2 separate regions of the Homo sapiens genome follow, and region 1 is linked to region 2. Evidence: read pairs that join two places in POLR2A ChIA-PET (ENCODE). Cell type or tissue: Panc1. All regions are shown on one strand.

What was found. Peaks named below come from ENCODE experiments on the same cell type or tissue, not always from the same donor. Only the 100,000 strongest peaks of a DNase experiment are listed, where the experiment ranks them.
Region 1: POLR2A ChIA-PET joins it to region 2 with 13 read pairs; 3 of 35 experiments call an interaction of 5 or more read pairs at or near these places.

The regions. Positions count from the first base shown.
Region 1 is chr7:6,444,013-6,452,012 of GRCh38, forward strand. DAGLB (diacylglycerol lipase beta) reads right to left here and starts at 3,942. Exons shown (of 15, transcript NM_139179.4): 1 at 3,736-3,942; 2 at 1,941-2,092. The coding sequence starts at 3,830. RefSeq lists an enhancer at 4,150-4,199. In Panc1, no CTCF peak of the experiment used is centred here; DNase peaks (open chromatin) are centred at 3,199, 4,009 and 4,569; H3K4me3 peaks cover 2,733 bases; H3K27ac peaks cover 2,736 bases.
Region 2 is chr7:6,193,800-6,201,799 of GRCh38, forward strand. All of the region lies in intron 1 of CYTH3 (cytohesin 3), which reads right to left. Among named protein-coding and RNA genes, the nearest start is that of CYTH3, 75 kb to the right of the region's middle. In Panc1, no CTCF peak of the experiment used is centred here; no DNase peak of the experiment used is centred here.

The sequences.
Region 1 (8,000 bases), 250 kb after region 2:
TCCTAGCATTTTGGGAGACCGAGACGAGAGGATCACCTGAGCCCAGGAGTTCAAGATCAGTCTAAGCTATATAGCAAGACCCTGTCTCTACAAAAAATAAAAATAAAAAAAATTAGCCAGGTATGGTGGCACGTGCCTGTACTTCCAGCTACTTGGGGGTTGAGAAGAGAGGATTGCTTGAGCCCAGGTATTTGAGGCTGCAGTGAGCTATGATTGCGCCACTGCCCTCTAGCCTGGGCAACAGAGCAAGACACTGTCTCTAACAACAACAAAATAGTTGTAACCCTCACAATGTAAAAATAAAAGGGACCAGGCGCGGTGACTCACACTTGTAATCCTAGCACTTTGGGAGGTCGAAGCGGGTGGATCACGTGAGGTCAGGAGATCGAGACAAGCCTGACCAACATGGTAAAACCGCATCTCTACTAAAAATACAAAAATTAGCCAGGCGTGGTAGCGGGTGCCTGTAATCCCAGCTACATGGGAGGCTGAGGCACAAGAATCACTTGAACCCAGGAGACGGAGGCTGCAGTGAGCAGAGAGCACGCCACTGCACTCCAGCCTGCGCAGCGGAGGGAGACTCTATCTCAAAAAATAAAAATAAAAAATAAAAGGATCAATAGCCTAGTCTAAAATTGGGCAAAAGATCTGAACAGACATTTCCGCAAAAATGATACACAAATGAGCAATAAGCAAATGAAAGGATGCTCAACATCATTAGTCACCAAAGAAATGTTCCTCAAAGCCATGAGACAAAAAACAAATGGCCTGTGGCCCCAGCTATTCGGGAGGCTGAGGCAGGAGAATCACTTGAACCCGGGAGGCAGAGGTTACAGTGAGCCGAGATTGCGCCATGGCACTCCAGCCTGGGTGACAGAGTGTGACTCCGTCTCAAAAAAACAAAACAAAACACAACAAAACAAAATCATGAGCTACCACTTCACATTCACTAGGATGGCTATAATTAACAAGTCATATAATAAGAGCGTTGGGCAATTAGAACCCTTATACACTGCTGGTGGGAATGTAAAATGGTACAGCTGCTTGGAAAAGTCTGGCAGTTCCTCAAAAGGTTTCACAGAGCATTAACACATGATCCAGCAATTCACTCCTAGGTACACACTCAAGAGAAATGAAAACATGTCTGTATAAACACTTGTATGCGAATGTTCATAGCTGCACTATTCGTAATAGGTGAAAAATGGAAACAATCCAAATGCCTACCAAATGGCAAAGGGATAAATAAAATGTGGTCCATTCATTCGATGCTCTTATTCAGCCATCAAAATGAAGTACTGATACATGCTAAAACATCGATGAATCTTGAAGACATTATGCTAAGCTTAAGAAACCAGACCAAAAGGCCACACAGTGAATAAATTCCACTTATATGATGTCCACAATAGGCAAATGTACACAGACAGAAAGCAAATTAGTGAATGCTTAGGGTTGGGAGAGTTTGGGGAAAATGAGGAGTGACTGCTAATGGGTATGGGATCTCTTTCTTTCCGTTTTGTGACAGAGTCTCCACTCTGTCACTCAGGCTGGAGTACGGTGGCATGATCTCAGCTCCCTAGCAGCTGGGATTACAAGCATGCACCAACATAATTTTCTCTATTTTTAGTAGAGACGTAGAGATGGGGTTCCACTGTGTTGGCCAGGCTAGTCTCATGCTCCTGGCCTCAAGTGATCCACCCACCTCGGCTTCCCAAAGTGCTGGGATTACAGGTGTGAGCCACTGTGTCCCGCCTGGTACAGGATTTCTTTCAGGAGTGAAGAAAATGGTATAAACTTGATGATGGTGATGGCTGCACAACTCTGTGATTATATTAAAAACTGTTGAATTGGAAAGTTTACAGAAGTGAATTGTATGGTATGTGAATTATATCTCAATAAAGCTATAAAAAAATAGGTATCAAATAGAAAAGGCTACTTTTTACCTCTCATGCTGACACACATGATGGCTGACACAGTACATATGACAACTGCCAGGAGAATCATGAGGACGATCAAGTAACTGCTGAGCAAGGCTCCACCAGCACAGTCCAGCTTTCCTCTGTGCATGAGATACAACGTCAGAATGCCAATCCACCTGGCAAAAAAAAAAAAGGGAAGGGTCAGAAATGAAATCCAAGGAGCTGCTGTGTAGAACATGATACAAAGAAATAAAAGGGGACAGGGCGCGGTGGCTCACACCTGTAATCACAGCACTTTGGGAGGGTGAGGTGGGCGGATCACAAGGTCAGGAGATCGAGACCATCCTGATCAACATGGTGAAACCCTGTCTCTACGAAAAATACAAAAAAAAAAAAAAAAATAGCTGGGCGTAGTGGTGCGCACCTGTAGTCCCAGCTACTCGAGAGGCTGAGACAGGAGAATTGCTTGAACCTGGGACGTGGAGGTGGCAGTGAGCCGAGATCGTGTCACTGCACTCCAGCCTGGGCAACGATATGAGACTCCGTCTCAAAAAAAAAAAAAAAAAAAAAAAAAAAAAAAAAGAAATAAAAGGAGTTAATATTTTCCAAAACAAGGCAAGGTTCACTTTGGAATATAATTTTCTTTTTGTAGAGACAGGGTCTTGCTATGTTGCCCAGACTGGTCTTGAACTCCTGGCTTCAAGTGATCTTCCTGCCTTGGCCTCCCAAAGTGCTGGGATTACAGGCATGAATCACTGCACCTGGCCTGGAATATAATTGCCAACAATAAAAGATCTAGGCCCGGCACGGCGGCTCACGTCTGTAATCCTAGCACTTTGGGAGGCCAAGGCAGGAGGATCACTTGAGCACAAGAGTTGGACACTAGCCTGGGCAACACGGTGAGACTCCATCTCTACAAAAAATAGAAAAAGTTAGCTGGGCGTGGTGGCACGAGTCTGTGGTCCCAGCTACTTGGAAGAGTGAAGTGGGAAGATCGCTTGAGCCCAGGAGGTTGAGGCTGCAGTGAGTGGTGATCGCACCACTGCACTCCCGCCTGGGTAGCAGAGTGAGACCCTGTCTCAAAAAAATAAAAAGAAAAGGGGTCTCACTATGTTGCCCAGGTTGGTCTCAAACTCCTGCCCTCAAGCAATCCTCCCGTCTCAGCCTCTCAATGTGCTGAGATAACAGGCGTGAGCCATGGCGCCCAGCCAAGAATCTACTTTTGCATAACAATGATTCATTCCCTGCACAGATCCTCTGGGAACAGACTTCAGGTACCAATGCCACTTCCCACTGATTCCACACTTTGAAAGACAACAGCGTTGTATGTTGAGCCTGTCTGCTTCTCACGAAATGCAGCCACAACCGGCTCGGTATTTTTTCCTATCCTTCGTGTTGCAGATTCAAGTGCCCCGTACAAAGGGAAGGAAGGGCACAAGTGGCTGCTCCCGCCTCAAGAAAGGAGAACTCGAGGCCAAGGCTTTTGCCGGCGGTAACACCCTCGTGGCACCCCAGGGCCAGGTCTCGGCGCTGCACACAAAGGGGTGCTCGCGTCCTGCTGCGCGGACTTCGAAACCCCCTGTTTGTCCCCCGGGGTCAGCCCACACACTCTGGGGGCTTCGGTTTGTCATCCGTCAAATGGACACAGCACCACTGCCCACCTCTTCGGGCAGTGGTGAGAACTCGATAAGAGGATGCGTGGCCAGCGCTGGGACCGCGACAGTGCTTGGGAAGCCACTTCTGTCACCGTCTCAAGGGACAGCTCGCCCCCCGCTCCCTCTCCGGTGGGCTCCACCGCCCCCGTAGCCGCCGTCCTTACCACAGCACTCGCACGACCAGCTCGAAGAACCCTGGGAAGACCAAGTCGTCGCTGGCGATGGCCCAGCGCCGGCCGAAGAGTACCATCCCCGGCATGGCGAAGGTCCCGTAGCTCGCACTCAGGAGAGACCCCGCGCGCCGTTCACCGAGAACAAACCAGCACCCTCCGGACGCCGCCACCAAATTATCGGCGCTCAAGCGCAAACGCAGCGAGGGCGGGGACCTGCGCATGCTCACGCTGAGGCCGAGATCGGCGCAAGCGCACTGAGCCCTACACCGCCTCTTCCGCCGGAGCTGTCTGCGCCTGCGCAGAAACGCTGATCCGGAAGGCGCTGGCTGAGTCGATTGCAGGTCTGCCGGTCGGTGAAATCCGTTCTGGTATTTTCTTTTTCTTTTTCGTGAAGAGTGCAGTGATATCCGTTCTGGTGATATTTCCTTTTCCTTTTTTTTTTTTTTTTTTTTTTTTTTTTTTTTTTTTTTTTGGTGACGGAGTCTCGCTCTGTTCCCAGGCTGGAGTGCAGTGGGTGTGATCTCGGCTCACTGCATCCTCCGCCTCCCGGGCTCAAGCGATTCACCTGTCTCAGGCTCCGGTGTAGCTGTGATTACAGGAGCGCGCCACCACGGCTAATTTTTGTATTTTTAGTAGAGACGAAGTTTCACCATGTTGGCCAGGCTGGTCTCGAACCCCTGACCTCAAGTGATCCGCCCGCCTGGGCCTCTCAAAGTGCTAGGATTACAGGCGTGAACCACTGCGCCCGGCCCTGTTTGTCTGTTTGTTTAAGGCAGCGTATGGCTCTGTCGTTCAGGGTGGAGTGCAGTGGCGCAATCATGACTCACTGCAGCCTTGAACTCCTGAATGCCGCCTTGAATTCCTGGATTCCAGCGACTCTCCCACCTCAACCTCCTGAGTAGCTGAGACCAAAGGCACGTGCCACACTCCCGGCTAATTTATTTTTATTTATTTATTTATTTATTTATTTATTTATTTAGAGACATAGTTTTGCTCTTGTTGCCCCAGGCTGGAGTGCAATGGCGCGATCTTGGTTCACCACAACCTCCATCTCCTGGGTTCAAGCGATTCTCCTGCCTCAGCCTCCTGAGTAGCTGGGATTACAGGCATGTGTCACCATGCCCAGCTAATTTTGTATTTTTAGTAGAGATGGGGTTTCTCCATAAATTTTCCTATTTTTTGTAGAGACCGGAGTCTCACTCTGTTGCCCAGGCCGGTCTTGAACTCCTGGCCTCAAACCATCCTCCCGCCGCAGCCTCCCAAAGTGCTGGTATTACAGGCGTGAGCCACTACACCTGACCGAAATTTTCATTTTATAAGGAGGGACGCTTCAGGCCTGGAGGAATTAGCTAGCCTAGAGACCCAGGCTGTCAATGGCAGGTGTGGGACTCATATCCCGTTCTGTGAGACTTGCAAGCATGGGACAACATTGCTTCCATCTGTGCCCCTTGCTGTAAGGAGCCCGTGTTAGGAACCCCTCGAGTTCAGGGTCTGAAACCACCCTGCAGCTGGCGGGGTGGAGTCTGAGCGCTTTTCAGTACCCCCACTGCCCCACCCTGGTCTGAGCCACCTTCATCTCCTGCCTGGGCTCATCACCCCACTGTGCTTTCTCATTCTGCTGTGCCCTCTTCAGCAGCCAGGGTGACTTTGTGAACCTTCAGATAAAGCCTGCACCCTGCCTGGGACTTTGCAAGGCTGCACTTTGTGCATAAAATTACATTGCAGGCCAGGCGCGGTGCCTCACGCCTGTAATCCCAACACTTTGGGAGGCTAAGGTGGGCGAATCACGAGGTCAGGAGGAGATCGAGACCATCTTAGCCAACATGGTGAAACCTCGTCTCTACTAAAATTTAAAAAAAAAGTTAGCCAAGTGTGGTGGCACGCACCTGTAGTCCTGGCTACTTGGGAGGCTGAGGCAGGGGAATCGCTTGAACCTGGGAGGCAGAGGTTGCAGTGAGCCAAGATCGCGCCCTGCACTCTAGCCTGGCAACAGAGCAAGACTCCGTCTCAAAAAAAAAAAAAAAATTACACTCCAGCCCCTGGCAAAGGCCTTTCCCTGGTAGTCACACATCAAAAGTTTGTAAGGGCTCATTTATCTGTCTCCCTGGTTACTATTTGCCTCTATCACCCACCCCACTGCCTGCCGCCTTTTCCCCCTCTGAAAAGACATCAGGGTCATTTTTGCTCCAGGGGTTCTACATTCTGTGTTTCCTCTGCCAGGAATAGCCCCCCTGCAGGTTTTCTGTTACTGGATGGAAAGTCTTGGCTGTGAGTTGGTCAGGGGCTTGCGTGTTGAACCGAGAATTGCAACACAAGGCCGGGCACGGTGACTCACGCCTGTAATCTCAGCACTTTGGGGAGGCCGAGGCGGGTGGATCACCTGAGGTCAGGGGTTCAAGACCAGCCTGGCCAACACGGCGAAACCCTGTCTCTACTGAAAATACAAAAACTAGGCCAGGCACGGTGGCTCATGCCTGTAATCCCAACACTTTGGGAGGCTGAGGCAGGAGGATCACCTGAAGTCAGGAGTTCAAGACCAGCCTGGCCAACATGGCGAAACCCCGTCTCTCCTAAAAATTAGCTGGATGTGGTGGCACATGCCTGTAATTCCAGCTACTCCGGAGGCTGAGGCAGGGGAATCGCTTGAACCTGGGAGGCGGAGGTTGCAGTGAGCCAAGATCGCGCCCTGCACTCTAGCCTGGCAACAGAGCAAGACTCCGTCTCAAAAAAAAAAAAAAAATTACACTCCAGCCCCTGGCAAAGGCCTTTCCCTGGTAGTCACACATCAAAAGTTTGTAAGGGCTCATTTATCTGTCTCCCTGGTTACTATTTGCCTCTATCACCCACCCCACTGCCTGCCGCCTTTTCCCCCTCTGAAAAGACATCAGGGTCATTTTTGCTCCAGGGGTTCTACATTCTGTGTTTCCTCTGCCAGGAAGAGTCCTCCTGCAGGTTTTCTGTTACTGGATGGAAAGTCTTGGCTGTGAGTTGGTCAGGGGCTTGCGCGTTGAACCGAGAATTGCAACACAAGGCCGGGCACGGTGACTCACCCCTATAATCTCAGCACTTTGGGGAGGCCGAGGCGGGTGGATCACCTGAGGTCAGGGGTTCAAGACCAGCCTGGCCAACATGGCGAAACCCTGTCTCTACTGAAAATACAAAAACTAGGCCAGGCACGGTGGCTCATGCCTGTAATCCCAACACTTTGGGAGGCTGAGGCAGGAGGATCACTTGAAGTCAGGAGTTCAAGACCAGCCTGGCCAACATGGCGAAACCCCGTCTCTCCTAAAAATTAGCTGGATGTGGTGGCACATGCCTGTAATCCCAGCTACTCGGGAGGCTGAGGCAGGAGAATTGCTTGAACCCGGGAGATGGAGGTTGCAGTGACCCAAAATCACACCACTGCACTCCAGCCTGGGCAACAAGAGCAAAACTCCATCTCAAAAATAATAAATAAATAAAAATTGCAACAAAAACCCCACAAAGCAACAACGACAACAACAAAAAACAAATCAACAAAAGACAAACAAATGGCGTAAAAAGCACAGATTGATTGACACGAAGTTCAAGAGACCACACAGCTCAAGAGACCCCTCAATTAGGGTCTTCATTAAGCAGAAAGAATGTGGTTAACACTCATGGCTGAAGTGGAAACTTCTGTCTTGTTATCACAGAAGTGCAGATGTGGCCTCTATGCTGCCTTATCTTGCCCAGAACTGGCTGCACCTGCTGATCTTTTGCTTATGCCTTAACCCTTGTTAACCATTGATTACCCTCATTCCTGATTCTCCTGCCTCATTTCCTTTTTTTTTTTTTTTGAGATGGAGTCTTGTTCTGTGGCCTAGGTGGGAATGCCATGGCGCGATCTGAGTTCTGCAACCTCAGCCTTCTGAGTTCAAGCGATTCTCCTGCCTCAGCATTCTGAGTAGCTGGGATTATAGGCATATGCCACCATGCACAGCTAATTTTTGTATTTTTAGTAGAGACAGGGTTTTGCCATGTTGGCCTTGGCTGGTCTCGAACTCCTGACCTCAAGTGATCCGCCCACCTCAGCTTCCCAAAGTACTGGGATTACAGGCGTGAGCCACCGCACCCAGCCTCTCCTGCCTCTTTTTTTGTTTTTGTTTTTTTTGTTTTTTTTGAGACGGAGTCTCGCTCTGTCGCCAGGCTGGAGTGTAGGGCGCGATCTCGGCTCACTGCAACCCCCGCCTCCTGGGTTCAAGCGATTCTTCTGCCTCAGCCTCCCTAGTAGCTGG
Region 2 (8,000 bases):
ACACGTTTGAGGGCAAGGGCACCCTACTAAAAACAGGGGTGAGAGATAAAAGCAAACATACTCATCACCAAGCCGCCTTCTCCACTGGGCTCCCCGACTGCAGGCCACGGGCCATTTACTCCTCTCCCACCACCCTGGACAGAGGCTGGGACAAGCGTCTTCTCTGAAGCATCCCACAGGCTTCAGCTCTAAAGATAATGATCTGAGGGGCAGACACCAACAACCAGTACACCCACATCACCCTACAGAGAAACAGTCAACACGGCCTTCTGCTGCACTCAGAGCTTCTAATACACTTTTTACTTCTTCCTTCCCAAACTGGAGGTAAGCCTCTGACATGCAAAACAGATACCGAAACAGACACAAAAAAGCAAAAAGGGATAAAAGTGGTTACACCTTGGGGACAAGAAAGTGACAAGGCAAGGCAATGCTTGCCCCCATTACAAACATTACAGTTGACTCTTTAATACGTGTACAACTGATAAAATATAAAACCTTGGGGAAAAAGCCAGGCGTGATGGCACGCATCCGTAGTCCCAGGTACTCAGGAGGCTGAGGTGGGAGGATCGCTTGAGCTCAGGGGTTCCAGGTTGCAGTGACCAGCCACTGCATCCCAGCCTGGGTGACAGAGCGAGACTCCCATCTCTTTAAAAATAAACAAAAACAAAAAACAAAAAAACCTTGAAAACAACACATGCATTTCAATCTCACCAGACTGTGACCTGTCATCGAGAGAACTTTGGAAAACAATTTGTCTATTAATATCAAAGAAGTGCATCTGCTATGACCCAGCAATTTTACTCCCAGGTATATCAGAAAAATTTCTGTGCACTGCAACAGAAGATATGTACCAATAACATCAAAGAAGCCCATTGTGTAGATTAAAAAAGTAAATAGGCCGGGCACGTGGCTCACGCCTGTAATCCCAGCACTTTGGGAGGCCAAGGCAGGCGGATCATGACGTCAAGAGATCGAGAGCATCCTGGCTAACATGGTGAAACCGCATCTCTACTAAAAATACAAAAATTAGCTGGGTGCCGTGGCGGGCGCCTATAGTCCCAGCTACTCGGGAGGCTGAGGCGGGAGAATCACTTGAACCCAGGAGGTGGAAGTTGCAGTGAGCCGAGATCGCGTCATTGCACTCCAGCCTGAGCCACAAGAGCAAAACTCCATCTCAAAAAATAAATAAATAAATAATTTTAAAAAAAGAAAAAAGAAAGAGACAAATGAAAAGAGAAAAAGTAGGCCATATCTTCTTCCTAAATAAGCCAATGGTCATCTGAAACCAAAAAGCTGTTCATCACAGAAAATAACTTTTGGATGGCAATGGTTATGCCTAAAAAAAGAGAACAAATTTATTAATATTTTCAAGGGTACTGTAGGTACTGTGATCCCTAATCAGTTAAATGTTTTCATTACGATATAAATTAAGAACACAATGTTCAGCTTATGATAAAGTAAACATGGCAAAGCAAAAAAATTTTGCAAAAAGACACTATTTTCTTCAGGTCTTTCTTAGTAAACTTTTGTCTCAAACAGAAAAAAATAAAATATGCTTCACAAAGATACAAATAATACAATTAACATAAAATTTTTAATTTCCTGCTTCCTGTATTAGATCTAAGTGTCGATAAATTCCACACTGTGGTTTTCTTTTTCTTTTTTATTTTTTTGAGACGGCGTCTCACTCTCTCACCCAGGCTGGAGTACAATGGCACGATCTGGGCTCACTGCAACCTCCACCTCCCAGGTTCAAGCAATTCTCCTGCCTCAGCCTCCCAAGTAGCTGGGATTACAGGTGCCTGCCATCACGCCCGGCTAATTTTTTGTATTCACACTGCTGTTTTCTTAAGCAATCCTCTATGTCAAGCAATGAATGAGGAAGGAACTACAATTTACTGATCAACTAACAGGTCATCTCCATTAAACCCCCCAAATAACTAAGAGCAGCCATTATTATCCTCGTTTTATAAATGAGGAAACCAAAGCCAGGGAAAGTCTAATGATTCTTTCCCAGGAGAAAAAGAAAAAATATTTGAAGAAATAATGGCTGAAATGTCCCAAATTTGATGAATGACATGAATATACACCTCCAAGGTGCTCATCAAAGTCCACGTAGAATAAGCTCAAGGAGATCCAAAGTCATGCAACATGCTATTGGGTGGTCTGGTAGCTCAACGATGTCATCGGTAACCCAGTCTGTTCATCCTGCCTTCCAATGTGTCAGTTTCATCCTAAAGTCTGTCTCTTTCTCGCTCTAGGCTTCCCCCAGCAACTGAAACTACATGCTTCCTTAGTCCTATGTCTCTCTCAAGAGTGAGAAGTCTTCCTTCTGAGAAGCCCATAAAGTCTATGCTCTATTCTCCTTGGCTCAGCCTAGCTCCACCTGACATTTTACTGTGATCGGCTAAAGAGCACGAGTGGAATGAATGCGCACCACACTTAGCGTTGAAGGAGAAGAAACACAAAGAAATCGAGATCAAGAGATAACGTGAGAAGTAGGAAAGAATGAAAGCCAATAAAGAATTTCAACAGGCAGAAAACCAACATCGAATGCCCAGAGAGATCAAATAAAATAAAGAAGCAAGCAGGCAGTTCTCAAATCTTCAAAACTATTACTCTTACGCATCTGAGGGAGCATCTTTTTTCTTTTTTTCTTTTTTTTTTTTTTTTTTTTGAGACGGAATTTCATTTTTGTTGCCCAGGCTGGAGTGCAATGGCACAATCTCAGCTCACTGCAACCTTCACCTCCCACATTCAAGTGATTCTCCTGCCCCAGCCTCACAAGTAGCTGGGATTATAGGCACGCACCACCATGCCCAGCTAATTTTCTATGTTTTTAGTAGAGACGGGGTTTCACCGTGTTGGCCAGGCTGGTCTCAAACTCCTGACCTCAGGTGATCCACCCACCTCAGCCTCTCAAAGTGCTGGGATTACAGGCGTGAGCCACCGCGCCCAGCCGCATCTTATTTCAATATGGCAAAAAGTATATCTAATAGTAACCAGCTGACTGACACTATCCTGTTACTAAAAAGTAAATGTACCTGAAGATTCAAATCAAGTCTGTCAACAACATTTACGAAAAGAATTTTCTTCTGCTGAGCTCTCCTGTGCAGATATAGAAAAATAAGAGCCTGCAAGGGGAGAGCTTTAATTCAAGCATCGGCATACATTTCTGTTTCCTTTTTAAGAAAGTCTATCTACAGTTTCTCTCCTCCTACCCTAAAGATGAGCAGGGTTGGTTGTTAACACAGAGTGAAGACGTACAAAGTGAATCTAAACACCAGAATGATTTAACTCTAAAGATCCTAAAATACCTTTTAATCGGAATCAAAGGATTTCCTTGATTTTTATCTTTCAGTAATACCTATCTTTTCCTACCCCCTTAAGGCCCTAAGGAGTTGAATAAGCACTAGCCGTTTACTTTACCAGTACTGCAATCAGAATTTCCACGTCTAAAAGAAAATTTTGTACAGTGGGACAAAGACATGGTGGCTGTGTAGAGAAATGTCTTTATTTTCTAGAGATTCATGTCATAGTATATAGGGATATAATGCTATTATGTCTATACTTCGAAATACTTTAGCAAAAAAAGAATTGAGGCTGAGCACAGTGGCTCACACCTGTAATCTCAGCACTTTGGAAGGCCGAAGTGGGCGGATCACCTAAGGTCAGCAGCTCCAGACCAGCCTGGCCAATATGATGAAATCCCGTCTCTACTAAAAATACAAAAATTAGCCAGATGTAATGGTGGGTGCCTGAAATCCCAGCTACCTGGGAGGGTGAAGCAGGAGAAATGCTTGAACCCAAGAGGGGGAGATTGCAGTGAGCCAAGATCATGCCATTGCCCTCCAGCCTGGGCAACAAGAGTGGAACTCTGCCTCAAAGAGGGAAAAAAAAGAATTGAGCAAAATTATAACAATTATTAAATCTATTTGATCCATTATCCATTTTACAGTCTAAGAGTTTGAATTTTTCATGTTAAAAAAAAATTTAAGTTTCACGTATTTGGCCAGGTGTAATGGCTCAAGCCTGTAATCCCAGTACTTTGGGAAGCCAAAGCCAGAAGATTGCTTGAGGCCAGGAGTTTGAGACTAGCCTGGGCAACACAAAGAAACTCTGTCTCTACAAAAAACAGAAAAGAAATTAGCCAGACATGTCACGCATGCCCACAGTCCCGGGTACTCAAGAGGCTGAAGTGGGGGGATCGCTTGAGCCCTTGAGTTTGAGGATGCAGCGAGCTATGACTGTGCTACTGCACTCCAACCTGAGTAACAGAGTGAGACACTCTTAAGAAAAAAAAAAAAAAAAGGAAAAAAAAAACTTTCAGGTATTAAGTGGCTAGTAACATCTGTAGCAATATCACTCAGGATATTTGGGGAAAGCATTACTAGGAAGTAACAGAATTATCCTTGACACATGAAAAGGAATAAATAAAAGGCATAGGAGTATGTGATAAAGTATTTCTGAACCAGTCTCTGCGGAGCTTCTAAGTACCTTGCTGTCCTATTGTGTCTTTGGACACCCAGATTGTATAGCAAATACCAACACCTAGCTGTTAGACCAGCTGTTTAGTGACGTTCTATCAGTATCCCTCTGCATCCAAAATAACTTTGCAGTCACAGAATCTGCTGATACACAGACAATTTCACACATGTGACCGCCATACTAAAAATGGGAAGATAAGCAATGTTCAGAGAAGGTGTCCTTAATTATCCAGATCTTTTCCACAGCAACAAACCAGCCTTCAATCAAAGTTATCTAAGGCTTGGATTCACTTATTGACATCATGTATGTTTTGTTACTTGGACTCTGTTAGGTAAGAAGAAACAAAGGTCAAGTGGTTTTTTCCTCCCAAGAAATCTAGCGGTTTATTTTTGAATGGATAAAGTAATATATGGATATGGTTACACATACACAAACATATAAAAAGGCATACAATGAAAACTTCCCCTCCAACCTCAATAAAGCTGCTAAAAAAAAAAAAAAGGGCAGGTTAACTGGAAATCACTGGTCTGGCATGAAATCTCTAAAGCTGGTTGAATGCACCCACCACGAGCTTCCCTATAAAATCCTGACATTCCAGACACGCTAGGAAAGGGTCCTTCAGACTCAGTTCTCGTCTGATGGAGGAGGTTGGACACACTGGTTTATTTCTAACAATGCATCAGGCTCTAAAAGAGAATGAGTCTGTGCAGCACATACGGTTTCAACATTCTTACTCTAATTCTTGATAGCAAATATAAATGTTTCCACAAGGAAAAAACAATGTGGAAAGAAGGCAGGAAATCCTCCATTTTAGTAAAAGGGTGCTGCCAGTGAAGCTTTACATAAGAATCAGGAGCAAATTCACATCATTCAGCCAAAATCCTTGCCTTTCTCAGGCACTAGCCTTCCACAAACTTAGATCTGCAAAATCACAGAGACTCACAGTTGTTGAGGTCTATATTTTAGGTTCAGGTTTGTAGGAATTTAAAGTACTTAAGTGTGGACCTTCTGCTTCCAGCCACAATGGAGTAACAGGGACTGGATTTATCCTGTTGCCTGAAATGATGGGGGTAGAAAAACAGCCAGGCACAGTGGTTATGTGCCTGTAGTCCCAGCCACTGGGGAGTCTGTAGCAGGAGGATCTGGAGCCCAAGAGTTGAGGCTGGCCTGGGCAACATAGCAAGAACCTATCTCTAAAAAATAAACAATAAAAAAACAAGCAAACAAAATAACAAAATTCTACACCCTGCAAAATCTCTTTCAAAAATAAAGATGAAACAAAGACATTTTCAGATATAAAAACTTAAACTAATTTGCCACTAGCACATCTGCACTACAAGAAATGTTAAAGCAGTCCTTCATGCAGGGGGAAAGAAAAGATACCAGATAAAAATTTGTTACCGATGCAAAACAATGAAAGTCTTGTAAATGATAACTATGTGAGTGAATACTTTCCCTTCATGACAGATACCTCTTTAAAAGATTTACTGTTAGTGTTCAAAGCAGAAATAATACGACATGTATTGGGTTAATAACAAATATAAAACAGAACAAAGGTTGGGAGGGAGAAAGGAAAGCACACGTTATAAGCTGCTTATCCCACATGTGAAATGGTTAACATCATTTGATGGTAGACTGAGAAATGAAAGGTGTATATATAAATCCTAAACCAACCACTAACAAAGTGTGCAATAATATTAAGAAATTCAGAATCATTCCCTTATTTACCATCTTTAATAAAATCTAAGAGCCCATCAATTGTAAGATGTATGCTTAATTTCAGGCAGTTTAAAATGTATAATTTGTATCTCAGAATCAAGGAAAAATGGGAGATTGTCACAGATACTCATATTAAAAAATAAGCAAGTGGTATCTCCAAGTTGATTCAGTACTTTCTAACTTTCAAGTTATATTATTAATCTAGTTATCTAACAGATTCCAATCTACCAAGAAGCTGCAGCTTTCTAGTTTACTGCTATAAATAGTGACACCCTGACACATTTTATATACATGTATATGCAAACATATGAGATCTTCCACGGAGTTCACTCGCAGTCCTATGACTTCTCCTGGAGAAAGATGGAGTTTCACAGTTATGAACTGTGGCCAGAACCCTCACTATGTTTTAGTCACTGTAAGTCAAATGTGATAATACGTACCCTGAACAAAAATTTGGTCATTTAACTCACAACTGTGTATTTCTGGCTACCTAGTCCTAATTGAAATTGATTCTCTTACCCTTAAGTTTACCTTTATTACTAATCAATACTAATTTTTGTTGTGATATGGAGCTTTTTAGATTTTTGGTCAGTTCAGAGACTGGCCGATTCTGCAGGAAACAGAACACTGGCAAAGCATGGGCTTTGAGCACTAGTCCCAGTTAATCCACTACATGGAAACTCTACATGGAGCCGTGGTTTAACACACACAGAAATAACACCTATCTCATAACACTGTTATATCCAGCAATTTAAACTGGTTATTTTGAGAAAGGATCTTGCTCTGTCACTCAGTCTGGACTGCAATGGCACAATCACAGCTCACTGCAGCCTCAGCGTCCCAAACTCAGGTGATCCTCCCGCCTCAGCCTCCTGAATAGCTGGGACCACAGGCACGTACCACCATGCCCAGCTAACTTTCAAATTGTTTTTGTAGAGACAGGGTCTCACTATGTTGTTGTCCAGGCTAGTCTCAAACTCCTGGGCTCAAGTAATCCTCTACTTCGGCCTCCCAAAGTGCTGGGATTGTAGGTATGAGCCACCTTGCCTGGCTCAACTGTTAAATGAGCATGAGTTTCTGGAGACTACTGAAGCAGTATGATGACACGCAGAACAAAAGGGCAGGCTCTGAGCTGCCAGGGGCTGCGCTCTGCCTCTCCTCACCACTCGACAGTCGGGTGACCTCAGTGGGTGATAAAGCAGCATTCAAACTATGACATCCAGGTGGGTAACAGGGCAGTCACGTGTTAGCAACAACGGAAAGGGCCAGGTGAGTGGCATGCCGCAGCTAGCCAGGATGCTGCACTGAGCTGCAGGGGCAGGCAGGAAAGCCGCAGAGGCTCCAAGGGTCCGATTCTCGCCACCTCCTTGGAACCTTCTTTCTTGTCATTTCTCCTCAATCTCCATGTGGTGATCTTCACTGTTCCAGGACACTGGTTCCTTACCCAGCCTTCTTTGGATTAGGTGAAAGGTGACATTTTCAGACACAAACTGGAGTTGGCCACTGGTGCACCATTATCACTAACAGAAATTCTTAAATAAGTTCAATCAAGAGAAGGGATCCAGTACAGGAGGTGTGAGCATCAAGAGAAAATGATGAGCACTGGTTTCCATAAGTAAATCTTAAAAAAACCTGACTGTGTAAGATAACAACATCTCATAGAGTAAGAACAGAACTAAAATGCTCAACAACAACAGCATGTAAATAAGAAGGGAAGTAATTTGCTCTCAAGTTCTTAGGGTTCGAAGGCGGAGCGGATAGATGATTAACTTTAGACTTGTCAAGTTAAGAAG